Linked DNA regions of Homo sapiens: region 2 is linked to region 1. Evidence: chromatin loops called from intact Hi-C (ENCODE). Cell type or tissue: OCI-LY7. All regions are shown on one strand.

Region 1 (2,500 bases):
AACTTGGGGAAGATTAAAAAAAAAACAAAAACAAAGCAAAACCCAAAAACCACAATGAAAAAGCCCTCTGCTATAATCTGAAATTGTCTGTCTTTCCTGGAAATACTTAAAAATGTTTATCTTATTCATAAAACTATAGTCATCAAGGCAGTTCTTATGATATTTTATACTTAAAAATAAATTAGTTGGGCTAAACATTAATGGTGCATGGGAGAGCCTACTTATCAGTAGCAGACTGAGCTAGACTACACTGAGAATTACACCATTCTCAAGCAAGGTATTTACATATAAGGGTAGATTAAGAAAGCAGAAAACCAGAGGTTAATAACTTACATGACACTGGAATAAGGAACACAGGAATCGTCATTGAAGGAAAAGCAAAAAACAGACAACAGTTAACAGGGTTAGGACCTGGGAAGGTGAGAGAGCTGCTCAGAGGGAGAGAGACTAGGGTGGGAGGCATCTGCACAGAGAGATAAGGTTAGAAGGAGACAGGAGAAAACAGAGCAGGAGGCAGCAGAACCAACTGTGGCTTGGACCAGGGTCACAATCTTACAAGCCTGCCACGTTGGCTAGTTGCCAGAGGTCCAGCGTGTGACCTGGGAGCACGGGCCTTGACCCCAAAGGGGCAGCTGCTTCTGTGCCAGCTGACCCCCCCAACTGCAGGACTGTGGGCCTTGACTAGCCAAATCTACATCTTCAAGGTGCAAATCCAGATTATCATGGAAGATCTCCCAATTTTTAAATACTGGCAACTACACATTTTTTCAAAAACTAAGCCAGTTAAAACATGTCTGATGGCTGGATATGGCCCACAGGTCCTCAGTTTGCGACCCCTGGGTGGGTCCAGTTGGGCTCTTAGAAAGGTTCTTAAATTTAATGTAAGCCCAGTGCTAGGCTGGAGTGAGTCCCTGAGAAGCCCCCACCCTCATTAGGGAGTAATAACATTTTGGCTCATGAAAGTCAAAGCCCTTTCATCCCTGAGAAAATAGTCCCATCTCCACTGTGGTGACTCCGGGGAAAATAACCCAGGAATTAGGCAGAGAACTTCCAAGCATCGCCTTGGAAGGGCAATTCCAGTTCAGGAAACTTGTGGCCAGGCAGCCTTTGTGTCAGTGCAGCGGAGAGTGGGGGAATGGCTTTTTCCCTGGGGCAATGTTTTGGGCATTAAGAACATCTTGAGGGAAAGGAGGAATTGTTAGTGCTGGGCTTTGCAGCCTGTTGGGAATACAACATTGCCCCCTGCTGTTCACAATGTGACATGCTTTTATATATTACTTAAAAGTCAAATTACCCCTTAGCTGTATTAAAGTATATTTCACAAGCCAAGACACAAAAATTTAAATGACACATTAAAAAGACAACTTTGCTTTCTCAAATTCTAAAACATAGCCACTCTGAATCCCACACGTGCCTCTCAGGACATCCTACTTCTATGTAGCAGCATGAGCAAGACTTCGACATGCCTGGAGAAGGCAAGGATTTCCATGAGCGGCCAGCTAAATGCTAGGGGATTCCAAGTTTTTCATGAGAGAAGCTGCCACGGCTCATCATCAATGTGCTCCCTCGTGACAATCGGAGAACTGTACGCACACACACGGGAGTGAGTGCTTGCTGCCAAGTCAGAAATCAGCCGAGACACAAGCCCATGAGGACACTTACCTTTATAGACATTCAAAGTTATGGTTCTTACAGCAATTCTAACCATGCTTTCAGGGTGGTTGAAAAACTTGATGGCTTCTGTGTACAGGGCAAAGTCATTGGTGTGCTAAAACAAAAGAAATAACGAAAACAAATTATAAGCCCATAAGCCAGGCCTGGCCCCACCCCAACTCTCTGAATTCCATCAGAGACTTCAGAAAAAGACAAAAAAAAAAAAAAAAATGTTGCCAATGTGAACCGTAAGTCAGTGGTTCATTCCCAATGGGGCATGTAGAAAGGGACAGGAAGGCAAAGCCATGGAAGAAACAGAAGAGTCCAAGTCCGTGTGGTGGTGCACACCCATAGTACCAGCTACTTGGGAGAGGCTGAGGTGGGAGGTTGGCTTGAGCCCAGGAGTTGGAGGCTGCAGTGAGATGTGATCGTGCCACTGCACGCCAGGCTGGGCAACAGAGCAAGACCCTGTCTCAAAACAAGAAAAAAGAAAAAAGAGCAGTAGTAGTGGTAGTAGTAGTAATCACTGATTGATTGGCTGGGAGTGGTGGCTCATGCCCAGAATCCCAGCACTTTGGGAGGCCAAGGAGGGGGGATTGCTTGAGGTCAGGAGTTTTGAGACCAGCCTGGGCAATGTGACGAGACCTCATCTCTACTTTGAAAATTATAATTAAAAAGAAAATGAGTCCAGATAATGTCAGACCTGGGTTCATTACCCATTCTACCACTTCTAACCTGTGCAATGCAGTATTTCTAAACCTCTGTTTCTACATCTATAACATGGGGATAATAACATCTACTTTATGGTTTCCAGATTAAATGAGATCATTTCTGGTCTTGTGCTTAT
Region 2 (2,500 bases), 400 kb before region 1:
ATCATGGCCTCCACTGCATGCTGTACTGAAGATCTCACCCACACAGTGAGCTCCCTTTAGCCCACACTTTGGGTTGGATGCATCCTGAGCTCTCAAAGCATCGTGTGCTAAGGTTCCGCCCTCCCCTTGGCTAGGAACTATGTCTTGGTCTTCTCTGTGTCGAGGGTGCTGGCAGCAGAACCTGACACAGAGTGAGCACTCCACAGATGCTTGTTCAATTTCCAAGGAACTCAGCAGGCTGGGCCTAGCACCGCTGCCTGCAAAGGCCCTGCAGCTGTAGGGGACTCATTGACCCATGCCCGCTGCTCTTACAAAAAGGCGGGAGGGAGATGAGTGGGAGTGGATGGGGAGTTGTCCTTTTAATAATGAAGGCCAGGGGCCCTAGCATAATTTATTTCAGGAAACAGCAGGGGCCCCTCTCCTCAGGGGCCCATAGCCTGGTCTTACTTTTCTCTCTCCTTTACAGTTTGAGATTTTGTCTATGCCAGCACTAGGCTGCCAGACTTCAAACTCCTTCACCTTCTACTGCAATTCCAGCTCCCTGACAATGACAAGATTCATGGCTGGGACAGAATAACCAGCATGGAATGCCGGGAAACTCAGAACCGCACGTGCTGCAAACGCACGGAAGCAGGGCTCATTGCCACTGGGCTCAAAATACTTCCGGGGGACATGAAACTCTCCCACTGGTCTGAGTAATTCTCCCCCTTCCTCCACACTTCCACTGCAAACCAGGAGACAGTGCGGCCAGCAAGTACCAGCTCTGCAGAGAAAACTCCACCTGGCCCCTGTTCATGCCCAAGAGATTTATTCACTTATTCAACAGCCATTTGGGAAGCCACTGCTTCAGAACGCTGACTGCGTGGTGGGGGACACGAAGCCAGGTCCTCAGCTGCTTGGTACTGGCTTTCCCTGCCTGATCCAGGGGTCTTTTCAGGCAGGAGTTTCCTTGAAGGGAAGTGATGGCCCCAAGCCTCTTAATCAGAAGCCCAGGTAGGCAGCTTCTCTCTTTGGGGTAGACACACTGGGACTGAATGCTTCAGGGGACCCTGGGGAGGGCCTCTGTTTTGGTAGGGGCACCTGTGAACTCAGGCCTCCAGGCTACATCATTGGAAGTGTTTTACTTTCTTTTGGGAATGTAACTTTTTCCTTTGAGTTTTCAACTGAAAAATAAAGCTGGCAGAATCCAAGAACATGTCTCTAGATTGCTGGGGTTGATCATCCACTCAAGAGAGGGGGAGGCGTGGGCAGCTATGGAATCTGCTCACCGATAGGGGGTGCCCTCGAGCCCTCTCTGCACTGAGCCTGGTAGGAGCTTGTAGGGCCCAGATTCCAGAGCAAAGGGCAAGGCATCAGCCACGGGGACTGAGGCAAGCTGAAGGCCAGACTTGACCGTCCTTGACCTCCGCCCCACCATCCCCCCCATGAATCCCTGGTGCATAGCAGGTGCTAGATGAAGTTCAGAAGAAAGAACTCCAGGGTGAATGGGAACAAGAAGGTTGGTCCTCCACACCCCCACACTGGAGGGAAGACAGAAGGGAGAGTGGCTGTGATTTGAGTGCTTTGCTGTGGTTACAGCCTAAAGACCCTGGAGACCAGGCACTGCTCCAAGTGCCTTGAAAGATGTTTGATCTGGGGGCTGGGTGCAGTGGCTCACGCCTGTAATCCCAGCACTTTGGGAGGCCGAGGCGGGTGGATCATGAGGTCAGGAATTCAAGACCAGCCTGGCCAACACGGTGAAACCTCATCTCTACTGGAAAAAAAAAAAAAAAAAAAAAAAATCCGGGCATGGTGGCTGGCGCCTGTAATCCCAGCTACCCAGGAGGCTGAGGCAGAGAACTGCTTGAACCCAGGAGGCGGAGACTGCAGTGAGCCAAGATCACACCACTGCACTCCAGCCTGGCGACAGAGTGAGACTCCGTCTCAAAAAAAAAAAAAAAAAGTTTGGGTCGGGCACAGTGGGTCACGCCTGTAATCCCAGCACTTTGGGAGGCCAAGGTGGGTGGATCATGAGGTCAGCAAATCGAGACCATCTTGGCTAACACGGTGAAACCCCGTCTCTACTAAACATACAAAAAATTAGCCGAGTGAGGTGGCGGGCTCCTGTAGTCCCAGCTACTTGGGAGGTTGGGGCAGGAGAATGGCGTGAACACGGGAGGTGGAGCTTGCAGTGAGCGGAGATCGTGCCACTGCACTGTAGCCTGGGCGACAGAGCGAAGGCTCCATCTCAAAAAAAAAAAAAAAAAAAAAGTTTGATCTTAGGCCTTACAATAGTCCAATGAGGAACGGATGATCCCCACTTAATGAGAGAAGAAACAAAGGCTCAGAGAGTTGAGGGGATTTCCCCAAGGTCATACAAGCTACAAACAGCCAGGATGGCACTGACGCGGGCCTGCCTGCCTCCCAAGGCTGCCCAAGCTCACTCAACCCCCACTTCTGCTTTTGCAATAAAAGAAAAGCAAATCACTGGTGCTCAGGGGCCCATGAGCAATTCAGAGTC

The links. Hi-C counts contacts between places; a loop is a spot of excess contacts. Peaks named below come from ENCODE experiments on the same cell type or tissue, not always from the same donor. Only the 100,000 strongest peaks of a DNase experiment are listed, where the experiment ranks them.
Region 2: it touches region 1 in a loop (4-fold over the local background); 10 of 110 quality-filtered maps call a loop at or near these places.

The regions. Positions count from the first base shown.
Region 1 is chr16:10,970,393-10,972,892 of GRCh38, reverse strand. CLEC16A (C-type lectin domain containing 16A) reads right to left here. Exons shown (of 24, transcript NM_015226.3): 5 at 1,663-1,768; 6 at 334-339. Among named protein-coding and RNA genes, the nearest start is that of CLEC16A, 27 kb to the right of the region's middle. RefSeq lists silencers at 566-743, 1,067-1,361. In OCI-LY7, CTCF peaks have their summits at 1,018 and 1,229 (motif pointing left); a DNase peak (open chromatin) is centred at 1,222.
Region 2 is chr16:11,370,705-11,373,204 of GRCh38, reverse strand. LOC400499 (putative uncharacterized protein LOC400499) reads left to right here. Exons shown (of 67, transcript NM_001370704.1): 67 at 467-1,190. The coding sequence ends at 471. All of the region lies in intron 1 of LOC105371082 (a long non-coding RNA gene), which reads right to left. Among named protein-coding and RNA genes, the nearest start is that of RMI2, 26 kb to the right of the region's middle. RefSeq lists an enhancer at 1,980-2,480. In OCI-LY7, CTCF peaks have their summits at 1,053 and 1,255 (motif pointing right); DNase peaks (open chromatin) are centred at 1,284 and 2,424; H3K4me3 peaks cover 524 bases; H3K27ac peaks cover 1,604 bases.